Regions from separate parts of the Mus musculus genome. Here region 2 is linked to region 1. A link is a loop called in an ENCODE intact Hi-C map of the cell type or tissue named here. Cell type or tissue: left cerebral cortex. All regions are shown on one strand. Links, peaks and the distances in the headings refer to the core of each region. The heading gives the core; the rest is flanking DNA. Region 1 overlaps Map4k3 (mitogen-activated protein kinase kinase kinase kinase 3). Region 2 overlaps Map4k3 (mitogen-activated protein kinase kinase kinase kinase 3).

The links. Peaks named below come from ENCODE experiments on the same cell type or tissue, not always from the same donor. Only the 100,000 strongest peaks of a DNase experiment are listed, where the experiment ranks them.
Region 2: a loop joins it to region 1, with 1.9 times the contacts of the local background. A loop is called at or near these places in 1 of 42 quality-filtered maps.

Annotation. Positions count from the first base shown.
Region 1 is chr17:80,705,558-80,712,808 of GRCm38, forward strand. The region is part of intron 1 of Map4k3 (mitogen-activated protein kinase kinase kinase kinase 3); the gene reads right to left. Among named protein-coding and RNA genes, the nearest start is that of Map4k3, 19 kb to the right of the region's middle. In left cerebral cortex, for the core only: no CTCF peak of the experiment used is centred there; DNase peaks (open chromatin) are centred at 2,173, 4,532 and 4,863; H3K4me3 peaks cover 581 bases; H3K27ac peaks cover 3,038 bases.
Region 2 is chr17:80,641,125-80,648,375 of GRCm38, forward strand. It overlaps Map4k3 (mitogen-activated protein kinase kinase kinase kinase 3), which reads right to left. Exons shown (of 34, transcript NM_001290345.1): 9 at 3,590-3,721; 10 at 3,368-3,430; 11 at 3,203-3,284; 12 at 3,008-3,118. Among named protein-coding and RNA genes, the nearest start is that of Cdkl4, 67 kb to the left of the region's middle. In left cerebral cortex, for the core only: no CTCF peak of the experiment used is centred there; a DNase peak (open chromatin) is centred at 3,705; H3K27ac peaks cover 549 bases.

The DNA.
Region 1 (7,251 bases), core at 2,126-6,125:
GAAACAGGCAAGCCTCAAAGACAGAAACAGATCTTCAACTTCCCCACCGAAAGACAAGGTGCAGAGAGAGGCAGCATAATTCTTTGAACATCTGTACAGCAAATGATGGAGAAGACATCCCATCCCTACTTTAAATGACACCTCCCTGCCTATCCTAATCACTGTTTTAGATTTTAGACTTTAAACTGGAATCTATCGTCCTCTCTGCAGAAACTACTCTGGGAAAAATAAACGCACATTTCAGAAACACCTTTGCTTGTAAAATGCTAGGCAAACATTTCAAGATTACATTTTCTTCAGAAATGCTTCAGTAATTTTTAAAAAGATGTTATTTATTTCTACATGCATGTGTGTGACGTGTAGCCATGTATGTGTGGGTGCACTCCAGAGGCTAAAGGAGGGTGTCACTGTCACTGAAGTTGGAGTTACCAGTGTTTGAGGGACATGTAGCTTGCTCTGTGCGTGCAGGGATCGGACTGCAGTCTTCACGACTGTACAGCAAGCACTCAATTAGTCAGCCATAGCATCCCTGCAGCCCCTCCGCAACGCTTCTTAGAAAGTACGCCCACAGCCCACCCTGCTCTTCCTGCCCTACCTAACATACCCCAGCTCTTTCACGCTGGGCACCATGGGCACCAGCCTGACCCTTAGAAGCTTCTGATGGAAAGTGAGTGCTGTGGGAATCCTAACGCACTGTATAAGGAGTAATTCACCCAAAATTAAACTGCAGCTTCAAACGTAATCTTATGTACCCTCACCACGTCATTTTCCTTCTTTTATTGAGACATTCAAGAAACTATAACTCTGAGCTACTTGCAACAATCCATAACTTAGATATAGTTGATAGCCAGGTTTTCTCTTCTGTAAATGACACACCTCAGAGTGAGAGGCGATCTGACAGCTGTGGCCCTCAGAGCTCCAAAGAATAGGCCACTTGCTCACAGTAGAACAGTGGACAAAAATCAGGATGTATGGTCAGCTTTCTTCAAAACTGAAGCAATAGAAGAAGTCTAACCCCCTCCACACGCAGTACAGAAAAGGAACTTTCATCTATTTGCTGACAAGGTGATTCGCAACGTCTTGCTTCTATTTAATTTTGACTTAGTGGAAGCAGGCTATGAGAGTAGAGCTGCTACAAAGTCAGTGGGAGAAAAGCAGCCGGCAAGAGGAGGAAGGAAAAGGGAACGGTGGTGAGATGGAGGCAGCTGTGTGTATCCTCCCTTCCACTATGTGCATCCTCCCTTCCTTCCACTGTGTGCATCCTTCCACGGGGGACCCAACAGAGCCACAGTCCAGTCACTCCCCCCTTCTCCTCCTCCTTGCTTTTCTTCCCTCCTGCCCTCCTTTTTCCTCTCCCTCCCTCTTAAGTTTCTGTTCAGAGTAAGGACCTAGGAATTTGCACAATCAGGCGTTCTACCCCTGAGCCATCACCCCAGACATAACTATCAGACACGATGATCACTGTTGGTGTTAATTAGGAGGAGTTAATATAAAAATAGAATTACAGATGAACAGCACTTGGTCTTTAAATGCAACCCTGAATTACACTCATTGGGTAACAGGCTTTAGGAGCTGTCTCCTCAACAAAACTATTAAATCTAAGTCAGATGCTACAGGGGTGAAGGGAGGGGGCAAAACTCCAGAGTTTGAAAGCAAACTCCAGAGTGACTAAGGTCTTCTATATAAAAGCTAATAAAACTAAACACTAAACAAGTACACAGAATATAGATAAGATGGCTCTTGTACATTAATAACGAAATCCCTTCAAACAAGTTGGTTTTGACCAGCCGCCAACCCAACCAACGCCTTTGCTAACTGCAGTGCTGACCTCCTCCTTTCCCTCTGTGAAGAGGCATCTGTGAGGAGGGTGCCAGCCACATGCTTCCACCAGAAAGAAGCAGTGATCTGGCAATCAGCATGGAACGCTTCAGAGAGAGAGAGAAAAAGAAACACTGGCTATATTTTTACTCCAGAACATTTTCAAAAGCATAAACTCCTGTTCTTGCAAGTACAATCTCACTTTGTCTCTCTTCAAAAAAGTTTTCTTCTGTCTGCCTACCTTTCCTAACTGCCATTCCGCCTCACTTCCTGGGGGGATCTTAAATTGTCTAGATTGTTTCCAAACCCCCAATTCCTTAGAAAAACAAAAACCTTTTAAAAAATATATACAAGAAGCAACAGTGCAGGTTGCGGAGGTCCACGGTCTACACACCCGCTCCTGTCAGTCTGGCTGTCTGTCTGGGCTCAACTCTAGTGTACTTCCTTACTGACTGTGGGGCCTTGGGAAGTCACTTACATTCCCCACAAATCCCTCTATCTGTAAGTTAGAATGAAGTACTCACTTCACAGCAATGCATTAACACTAAAATTGGTTACTATATGGAAACTGTATATTATATATAGAATATGTATACTGGAACTGAACAAATATGGGAGCCAGGTTTCTCCCTACTGAAGATGGGGGTGACAGATAGCAAAGGGAAGGCTGGCAGGAACCATCACGTACTAGAATAAAGAGACTATTATGAATTCAGTTAGGCTAAAATGCACAGAGATGGATACAGAACTATTTATATAGCTGGACATGGTAGAGCACACCTTTGAATCCAGCACTCAGGAGGCAGAGGCAGGCAGAGCTCTGTAATTTCAAAGCCAGTCTTGTGTACATAGCAAGACCTTGTCTCAAAAAACCAAAAAGTTTACAGGTACCTGTATTTACATGGCTCAGACACTTCACACACACACACACACACACACACACACACACACACCAGCTGAGAGAGAGCACCTAGAAGCAAGGCAGTCCAACAGCAAGGAACAGACCCAGAGCACAATTTTCAAGGTTTTTTGTTTTGCTTGTTTTGTGGAGGGGTAACGCAGGAGAGTGAGACCTGGGCGTCATGAAAGGAAGGCAAGCACTCTATACCTTGGTTGTCTGATACCAGTAAGAAGAACCATGGCTTATTGAGAAACGCCTGATTCTAGGCCACAGCAAAGCATTTACAGATGAGCCTAAGTATGTTGTCATGCCCAAAAATATTAAAAAATAAAATGCCAGAATGTGTTAAAAACAATATGGTGTGGATGTATAAAAAGACACAGAACAAACAGATGCAGTTAAATTCCAATGAAGTATGTAGCTGTGCACTGTAGCCATCAATCCACACTCATAAAGAAATTGAATAAGCAAACTGGGGACTAAATAGCACAGCAAGAATATGTATTTAGCATAGGTGACATCTGAGGCACAGCCCCAGCATCAACAACAAATACAGTTAACAGGGCAAAGGCACAGCTATACATAGTTACACCTGGCTTAAAAGTGGTGGCTGAAGCCTAACTGCCCATCCCCAGTATGAGACTTTCTTCCAAGGGGTGTGAAAGGCACGCCCTTGGAATCACAGCTATGAAGAGCTATGCACAGGCTGGGCAAACACTGGGTGCCAGGTGACAAATGTAAACACTGTGAGTGACAAGCCCCTGCTGACCACGCAGGCGGGCGGGCACCCTAGCTCCATGACTTCCATCTAACCTGCCACCTTCAAGGTCATTAAAACACAAAGAAAAAGTCTGCAAAACTGTTACAGGCCAGAGCAGTCCATGTAACCAAACCTGCTAGTGAACTGTATCGGTACCGGAGATGGGACCCTAGCACGGCAGAGAGGCACGGGCAGGGCAACAGTGAGGAGCAGTGGAGCAGCGTGAGGACTTGGTTGTAAGGAATGTATTATGGGAACTTGACAAAAGAAGAATCCGGAGAGGGAGCACGGGATAAAGTGAGCATCTCTTATGTGCGACTCAATCTGTACAATTCAAAAGAGATTTTAAAAAAAATCTCTTGTCTTAATCCTAATTAAACTATTTAAAATTTTAATGTTTTAAATCTTAGCCAGATAAACACCGAAGTCTTCCCTGAGTTCTGAGGCTCAGGGTACAGTAGACCAGGGGCCTAGCTAGACCTTGGGGTCAAGTACAGTGCCTGAAATGCATAGTTTTTGCAGAGAATGTTGCAAAAATTATACATCTTTACTCCAGGAAGTGAAACGTTACTTCCCTGATACTGCCCCAAAGCCTGCCAAAAGTGGCAAAACTTTATTCATAAAAAAACATTGCCTAAAGGGTCTTTTATATCACTTTTCATAAAAACAATGTAAATTGTTATGGAAATATTTCCTAAGTTTGATTCAAGTATTGCCTCATAATATGACAGAAAGTGTTTAAGAAACTCAACACAAACAATAAAACAAAAAGCAAAAATAGCAGCCCTGCCCAGCAATTTACAGAAACATCCAATTTTGGGTTTTGGGAGAAGAAAAGAGATTGTCAAACCTCCTGTAGCCACAGTTTTACTGGAAGAAGAAGAAAAAAAAATCTTTGCATCCAAAATCAAAGCATGTTCCATGATTCCCGGATTCCTGGCATGCGGGCTCCGTGCCAGCACTAACCAGAGCCGCAGTCCTCAGAATCGGCAGAGCGCTGGGGAAGAGAAATGACAGCGCTGCCAGCCTGGAAAGCCAGCACAGCTCTGCCGCAGGCCTTCCGCTCTTGCTCGGTTCTCAGCAGTGGGAGGACCAGAGGACTGGGATGGGGGTGAGGGACAAAAAACGAGCAAACAAACCAACACCCCAAGGAGCAGAGAGGGGAGAGAGCATCGTAATACTGGGGTCTGCGCTGCCCACACTTTAACTGCCTCTCAGGAGTAAGGGAGAGAGGAGACAGACAGGAGACCTAAAGGAGCACCAAGCCCAGCCCAGCTCTGCAAGCCAGCGAGTTTCCTGGGCTAACTCATTTACAGCAGTGTGGGTGGTCAGCAAAGCCTCAGCGCAGCATGGACTGCAGGAGCCGAGCAGATGGAGCCTCCTCCTCAGCTCCCCTCTACGGACTCTGGCTCTGTCTGACTCTATGCTCTGAGCAATTCAGGCAGAGACACACACGGCTGCTGCAGGAGGCGTGCAGTGTGGGGTAGCTGAGGCCTCAGGTACGCCCGCCCGGCTCTTTTCATGAGGGGAAGTCGACAGGCCCAAGCTCCATGGTTACTCCCAAGCAGTCCCAGCTTCTTCCTAAGGAGCCAGAGCTTCCTGGCTGCTATGCTCAAGGGGCAGCCTTCTACAACATGCACCCAGTCCTCAGGCACTGAGATGGATACACTATCTGTACTCACTCACTTCCCTTGGATATGCAGCGCTCTCTTCCCTGTTTCATCAGGAAACAGTGACCTGCAATAGCAAACCCAGCACTACAACTTCCACAAACAGGTGTACCCACAGCACAGGGTACAAACATAAAACTGCAACGGGCACCTTAATCCATGAGTCATAAATTCCTTTGGACGCTCAAAATAAAAAGGTTAGGAAAGACCCACGGCTTGACAACTTAGGCCAAAGATGTGTCTTCCCTCCCTTGCTGTGTCTTTTCTGCTGTCATCTCACCACTCTTCCAACTCCACACAGCACTTCCTGAGAAATGGCCCAAGAGGGCAGCTTTCTACCAGAGACATACCTCAATCTATGGAGGTCTAACTCCACATCTTGCTTCATTTAGTTTCTCTCTCCATCCAGGTCCTTAGGGCCTCAATCAGACAACAATGCTCTGTCATTGATCTAACGCTTGACCTGCTGTGCCACATTCCAGGAAACATGGAATTTATCTGAAAGACTAGAGGCCACCACCTATACCCATTCTCCCAAGGAGCTAAGAAATAAACAGGCCCTGCCTATCAGTAGCTCTCTCCCTTCAATTCTGTTGGAACATCTTCAATGGTCCTTTTCTTTATCATGTCTAATTTACACTCTGCAAACTATATGGCAAGCTGTATTCTGGTCTAGCTCAACACAAGAAAACCTAAGATCTGCAGCAAAGAGGACCTGAAGTTCACTCGGAGCTCAACCTCTGCTCTCACTGAGACCTTACGCCTACCTGACCTCTAGTCACCGACGACTTCACCTTCCCTAGCTTTAAGGGGCACATTAGAGCAAGAACACCTATGAAGCCACACCCGACACACAGTTTTCAGTGCATGTATTTGCTATGACTTTCCTTATTAATATTCAGTTTATGTCACCATTCTCTAAAACAAATAATTTCTTTTAGTTTGACCAATACTCAAACAAGCCCTTCACATCCACTCCCCGCAAAACGCTCTGACCAGTACCAACCAGCGCAAGCCCTTCTTGCTCACAGTTCATAAGGCCCTCCCCTGCAAGACTTACCTCTAATACAACGTTCTTCTACTTACCCACTAACTCTAAACCATACTTTAAAAAACAACTTCCACCTCTCTCCCCTAAAGAGTCTTTCTTATATGGTCATGGACTGTAAGAATTGTTTATGTTTACTGAGAGTCACATAATGTAATATTTATTCAAAAAATGTTCCCTATTACCTAAATGCTGTGATTAAATGAGTAAGTCCTATAACTGCTTTTACCTGGCCTCCTTGGGATCTAGCTGGGGTCAACCAATTGTTGAACAAAAACCTTAGGGACCAACAGAGAGACAAAATAACTTGGAACTGGAAGGAAACAGCAGGGCCAAACTCCTTGGCAATCAACTACAGAAGGTGTCACCTCCTCCTCTCACCATCAAATGATTATTCATTGCTAACCAGTCCAAGAAAATGACTCCACAGGCGGCAGTAGCGACTAAACTCAAGGGCTTCTCCCAGTCATTACCTCCTCAGTCAGCTACATCTAACTCCACACCACTGCCCCTTTGCCACACAACGACACCAGGAGAAGGACCTTCTGTACGCCTGCAAAAGACTCCACACAAGAAACCACCCTATGAAGAGGTCATCTCTGGAATTCTGGCCAGAAATAATTTTCTGTTGTTTAAGCCATTCAATCAATTCAATCAAAGCATGGCTACTTTGTCACTGGTATTTGTTACAGGGTTGCACACTAATATACGTACCCAGAAATAGATCCACACCAATACAGCCAGCTGGCCTTCACAAAGGAACAAAAGCTACACAAAGAAAGTCTTTGCATCAAATGGTTCTGGACCTAGAACTCTCACACCATGCCCACCCACCAATGCACACCCAGATCTTATACCTCTGACAAAAATCCATTCAAAGTAAATTACAGAGATAAAAATGCAAAGCTACAGAGATAACATACTAGAAAATCCAGGTCTGACATAGACATTACGAGAATGAAAAGACAAGACAAAGGGGGAGACCTTTGCAAATACTACTTAGTAACAGACATGGACCCAAAATTAAACTCTTAAAATTAACAACAGCAAAGCA
Region 2 (7,251 bases), core at 1,400-5,399, 65 kb before region 1:
TCATTAGAAGAATGGTCCTGAGGCTTTTTTTGTTATTTTGTCTTCAGAACTGAGGACCAAACCCAGGGCCTTGTGCTTGCTGGGCAAGCACTCTACCACTGAGCTAAATCCCAACCCCAGGTCCTGAGGTTTTTAATCTTAGGTTCCTTTCCTACGCCTCCCTCAAATCACACTGTGCCCAACAGTGTCAGTTTTTCTGAAACACCATCTCTGAGGTCTCTCACAGGAAATGTCTCTGAGGTCTCTAATAGACTGTTTCTGGTTTCCTTAATAGAGAGTTGGCTGCTCTCTTTTCTTACTCCTCAGACAGACCTTTTAAAGACTAGGGAATGTATGTCATCCATAGTAGCTTCCCAATAATGTTCACTGGGCCAAACATAAACTAACATTCAAAACTGAACAGTTCCATAATCCAATGGTTGTTTAAAGGCTGCGACCAGCTTTCTCTGTGGTGGAGGGGAAACCTGTGATTAAAGAAAATCTGCTGCAGCCGTTTCCACCAAGTGAGCAAGAGAGCAACGCAGGAAGTGATGCTGAAGCAGCGTGACAATCTGTTTGTCAGGAGACATATTTCCTCCCTTTGACTCAGTTTTCCTCTGTTCTTCCCTTCTGTTAGAACTGAGACCAAGCTAAGGACTGAGGGTAACCTAAGCCACTGCCCCTAAGAAAAGCATCCTAGGGATAAGCCCCTGCACTTACAGAAATCACGGGGGTCTCACAAACGGAGGGGTTCACGAGACCATGTTTGAAACCCTCAGCAGCTCCATCCTCCACCTGAAGAGGATGTAGCATCCATCTCAGGTGATAACAACGCCTAGCAAGTTTCCTGTACGGGAAAGGCTCCCCTTGAGGCTCTCACTGCTGGAGACAGCTCTTAGAAGAAAATGTAATTCATTAACACTAAGCTCAAGTTCTTATTGGACTCAGTAAGGCAAACTAAATAGGATCCGAGTCGAGGCTGGTGGCACAGCCTTGTCATCCCAGTTGTTCAGGAGGCCAAAGCAGAAGGACTGCAGGCTTGAGGCTTGCCTGGGAGATCAAGGCAGCCTGGAACATACGTGGAGACTTGTCTCAATTAAAGAGGTCTATGCACGGCTGCAGAAAACATCTATATCATGAAGTGAAGTGCCACACCCCCCACCTTTGCTGCTGCATGGTACACTTAGAATATTCCTCCTGCATAGTGCCTGTGCCTTTGGACACAGTTCAAAACAGACATGCTGAGTTACAAGTAGGCTGAGCTAGGACATTAATACAAATGCCCTGCACTGCAGTAAGCAATGGTCCTTGCCCTGCAGGGTTGGCATGCATGACTTCCCAGTGACCGTGCTCTTAATGATACCAGCTCCTTACAATGTGGCTCAGACTTTGGTTCCTACAGTATGCTAGCTGTAACTGCACAAAGAACAACCCCATCCCTAATTTTCAGCTCACCAACTGCTATATAAACCACAGGATCCCAACATGACTGTGACTAGAAAGGAGACGCAGAAAGGACTATGGCATCAAAGCATTGTTGCTCTGTGTCATGAAGTCACAGGACAAGGTGAGACTGGGTAGCTACTGCTCAGCAGACTGCTGGATGCTGAGTGGTCTACATTATTTTTCAAAATGAAAATAAAATACACAAATACTAGCTTTACTTCCTATTATTCTTAAATACTACATAATATTATCTATTTCCATATATATATATATATATATATATATATATATATATATATATATATATATATAATTGATACTAAGAGTTAATGTTTTGACAAAAATTTAAAATCTCATGGAAAACTCAAGTATTCCCATGATTATTAAGACTGCGGGATTTCAGCTTACATGGTCTAGGGTCCTTGAACTTACAGTCTTCCTCTTCAGCACCTCCAAGCCCCAAGTGCTGGGATTACAAGCATGTACCCAACCCTGGCCTAGAGGCTACAGCCTCTCTACCCTGCATATGTAGGACTAATTAAATGTATAAAGCCAAGTTTCCTAAAATTACACAAAATAACTGAAACCAATTTTCTCCCAAGTATTAGATCAAATATACTTCACACTTAACTTTCATACTTCCAACTCCCTTTCAAAACTTATTAAGAAGAGAGAGCCTATTATTAGTGTATGAACATGGTGACCTAGGACAAGGGTGAATTGACAAAGGCTGTCCCCGAGGACAATCTGACATCTACCTGTTTAGAGAATTCTTTTCCTTCCATGGCCTTTCAAGTCACAACTCACCATTGTGAGTTCCTTGCAGTCAGACTGAAGGCAGGAAGAGAACTTGGCTGTGCCACATATACTGAGTTGGGATCAGGCACACAGCTTTCTTAAGCTGACAGAGATGGGTTTCCACTAATACCAGTGTTCCTGTCATGTCAGGGTAACTTTATATCTGCATACATGCTGGCTTGTTTTTATTTCCACAGGAGAGAATCATGGTTTTAGTTGCTAACACATCAATTCTATCTTAGCCAACTCCCAGTATCTTATGAAGTCTGGTACACGGGTTCTTTCAGGAAGGCTAGGGCATGCGTTGCTTCTCATCTGATGACTAAGCAGCCTACATGGCCACTCTGAAGTGACTAGTGACTTTATATGCATTAAATGCCTACATGGCCACTCTGAAGTGACTAGTGACTTTATATGTATTAAATGCCTACATGACCACTCTGAACTAACTAGTGACTTTATATGTATTAAATGCCTACATGGCCACTCTGAAGTGACTAGTGACTTTATATGTATTAAATGCCTACATGGCCACTCTGAACTAACTAGTGACTTTATATGTATTAAATCAGCTTGCCTTTGCCTTCTTCCACAAATGTCATCAAGTGACCAATATGACTTCCCAGGACGAAGAATTGGTCACCCTCACAAAATAATAGTTTGTTTAAGCTAGATCAAAAAGATGATTCTTTTATTCTCACACACACTCACACACACACACACACGCACACACACGCACACACACACAGAGTTACGTGTACTAGTTAGTGAAAACAATTCCTACCTCTGGGTCATCATCATCAAAATCGTGGTATGTGGAATGGTCTGGATTATTCACTTTGTCCAGCAACTCGATTGCCAAAGACCGTGTCAGAGGCTGTGTGACAAAGGGATGCTAGAAAACACACAGAACACTTTAGACATTGGTTAAACATCTGACCTTGTGAAAGAAAATGAATGTTTCAGGGTAAAACAATACCTGTAACAGCTTTTCTGCATTGGGTCTTTTCTTTGGATTTTTGGTAAGAGCCATCTTCACAAAATGATGGAAACTATTTGACCTAAGAAAGGATGAAATTAAACTCCTGCATTTTAACTTCCGTTTTGCTCACATTGCTATGAAAGTCAATAAACAGTTACTTACCACTTCAACTTATCTTTTAGTTTAGGAGGCTGGAAATTGCTTTTTGTCATTAGAAACAATGCCCTGAAAAACACATAAAACGTTTTGCACAGAGTTAACACCTCCCATTCATTCTCAGGACAGGAAGGAACACATTCCTATAGACTCCCAGCAAGGGTAAAGCCGACCCACCACACACTAAATAAGCTTTAGTCAGCGTGGGCTTGCCGTAGGCACACTGACCTCATCGGGTGAAGGTCAAACATGGGTGGCTGGAGCTCCGCCAGCTCGATGGCAGTGATGCCCACCGCCCAGAGGTCACACAGTTGATTGTACCCGCCTTTCCTCTCAACAGCCGCGACTTCTGGGGCCATCCTGCAGGAAATAAGCCAGGACACACAAACCTCGTGTTTAGTGTGCTTTCCTGTGCGCACCTTACCAGAGGCACAGACTCACTAACAGCTACATTGAATTCTGTTTAGTCCTTTGATGTCTGAAAATAGATCTACCATATTTAACAGACCCACTTTCCTCAAATTCTTGATGTCTCCTGGAAGACGCCTCAGCCTCCCCAGTGACGGCTTCATCAGTTGGCTACACTACAAAGTTTATGAAAAGTTACCAGGATGACAGTGTCTGACCCAGAGTTGTTCTCATCTGGAAGACTTCCCCAAAATTCCATAAAGGAGAGAACCTTTGTAACCAATGGTCGTAACTGTTTCATCCGATGCCTATAGCTCTACCCTGCAGCCTAGCCACTGCTCTCAGTCACCATTTCTTGGGGCACCAAGAATTTTCACATTTTGCATTTAGTTTATATTTACTATAAGCTTTTGAATGCTTTTAATTAAAAAGTTTACATTACAATAATGGAAAAGTTATCAAAACGCGTGCCTCTTTTTAAAAATATTTTGTTCAGAGAGAAATTACAAATTTGATAACGTTTTAATTCCTTTTAACTTTGCTACTGTTTAAGTCTAATGACTTGTTTAAATGATCAGTTTTCAAATACACAAACTTTGAAATCCCAAACCAGTTTTGGAAACAACTGAGATAAACATGGAACTCTTCCAGTTCCAAAGAGCATCGAGTGGACGCCTTACACACGCACGACCGCAGGGGAGTCGGCTCAGTTACAATAAAACTAAAAAACCGGCAACTTTCAAAACACTTGCTCTTAAAAGCAATTTGATCTCAAAATCTCCCTCCTGGAAATTCAAATCATGGCAAGGACAGTAATGTAAAGAGTGCTGGGGCTTAACTACAGGCAGCTTGACCATGGCTACAGGAGAGGGGAGCCTAGAGGGCGGGCAGCACTCAGCCCCTGACCTCAGAGAGCACAGCCCTCTCCCAGCACAGCCTGCCAGCCAGTGTCACAGCAGCCAAAGTGCGGGTGGTGCTTCTCCTTCCACTAAGTCACCTGTGCCCGCTCACCTACGAGCCATGTGTCAGGTGTGCTGGCTACTGCGCGGGCACGTGCACACACACACACACACACACACACACACACACACACACACACACACACAATGAATCCAACGAACACCCTTATTACAAAGGTAAGAAGACTAAGCTATGACCAAAATGAAAGTGAGTTTTAGAAAACTGTTCAAGACAAGTTTATAAAGACAACCAAATGCCTTCAACAAAGGCAAGAGCACAAGTGTCACAAAGAACTGTGACAGCTCCACAAGCTGGGACCCCATACGCAGGACCAGGACGTCTGGGGAAGGGGCAGCAGAGCCACAGGAGTCCCCAGAGGGAGGGCGGGAACAGAAAATGTTCCCGATGGCGGCGGTCTGTTTTATCTTGATGTTCATCCATCACAGAACTGTACACTGGAAAGTGTGACCAGCTCAAAGGGAGGGAAGGCCTTGGCCCTCCACCAAAGGCTGCTGAGTAAGGGCCAGCTCCACCACCACACAGGAGATGTCCAAGGGCACACTTACCACTAACTCTCAGTTCTCCTGCCTCAGCAGGCTTTCCTGACTAATTCTTAATCACTTTGCAAGGGAGATTCTGTATTCTTAGATAAAGGTGGGAAAGGCATTGTGCTAGACAGAGACAGAGAAGGACTGTTACCCAACCTCGCCTAAGCACAGCTCCACAAGCTCTAAGGTATTCACCACTTTACAGCCGAATGGAAAGATCAGTCCTCATGCGCAAACAGTAGCCAGGCATGTGCACAGAATCAGGTGAGACTCCTGAGACGTGGGTGTTCTTCTAGATGCTTAAAGACACACTGGACAGAGAGTACTTGGAAAGAGTAATGCATTGTCTTCAAATCCTAGCTCTTCCTTCTCTAAGAGCAAACCATAAGTGAAAAGCAGAATAAGGAGAAACATACACACATACCCTTTGAGGTCCTAGGAGACACACCTTACCTAGAGATACAGAGACTAAAAGGGAGTATGAAATCACACAGCAAGATGAGGGAATCCAAGGAGGCAGACGATGAGAACTCACAGCTGATTAGCCTCAGAGACTCCACCCACATGCTGTAGAGTTACAAACTAACAAAATCAGGTTGAGGCTGGCTGAGGATAGGAAAGGCATTGAAGTGTCAATAATTAATCCCAGACTCCTGCTGTCACCGTCTGAGCCCCAGAAATCAGTCCTTGTATGCACAGCACAAGTAGGAATATGACGGGATCACTCAGGAATTGTGCAGGTCTGTGAACAGAACACTGCCTGTCCACTTTGGGAACATTAACCACCAGGCCCATACCTCGCCTTTACCGTACACTGTGATGTGAGTCTGCTTTGCTTTCATATTCTGAGACAGGCTCAATTCGCTCCAGGCTGTCCTCAACCTCTCAGGCTCCAATGAGTCTCCTGCCTCAGTCTCCCCCAAACTGGGACTGTAGGGATATATACCATCCCCAGTTCTAGAACTGGCTTATAGCATCTTGCTCTTTGGTATGAACTAACATACAATGATTTTTAAACTTTCGATGGAAGCCTCCATCGTGCAAGTATGAACCTAAAATGCTGAGAAATTCCCACAGAAACATGAGGGTTTTTTTTTTTTGTCTCTCTCAACTCTGAAACACTGGCAGACCTGCAATTTGCTCTGTAGACAGACCACCAGGCTAGCCTTGGACTCGCAGAGATTCACCTTAATCTTGAACATAGCATATTTTCTTTAAGTGGGAGAGTTAGTTTGGAGTGGGTCATGCCTTTTATCCCAATACTTGGGAAGCTGAGGCAGGCAGATCTCTGTGAGTTCAAGGCCAGCCTGGTTTCAGTCAGTTTCAGGACAGCCAGATCTTCATAATGAAATCCAACCTCAAAGAAAAACAAACAAAAACAAACTTCCAAAAAAATGAAGTGGGAGAAAAAGAGAAAACTTGTGGGTTGATTCAAGTGGCCTGAGGCATGACTTTAGACATCCCAGAGAGAGCAGGAAGAAATGCAGCAGAGAGACAACCATGTCAACACCAGAGAAATACCTCCCAGGAGGACCGTCTAGAATGGGAAAGGTGTTCGTCTCTGAAATAAACACCAAATGACAAGCATGAACGAATGAAGGTCAAAACCAAACACAATATCTAGGATATGGAAACACCAGGAACCATCACGGAATATGAAAATATGAGGTGTCACCATGGGAGGAGGGGTGCACTACATTACATCATGATGGCTTCACATGGCATCACAGAAGCCCACGGACAAATGCCTCAAATATTCTAACCTAGCGCTTTAAACCCAGTCAAATGTGAAGCCAGAAATACAAAGTCCTAAAGCTCTTACACCCATACACCATTTACGGAAAGAGACTAAAACATAATTCAAAGCAGGTCAAAGAAGAAGACTTAGAATATAAGAAAGGAGCTCCCAGGGATCACACCCGGAAGCAAAGCACGGCCATGTAGCTCAATTGTAGAGTGCTGGCCGGGCATGCA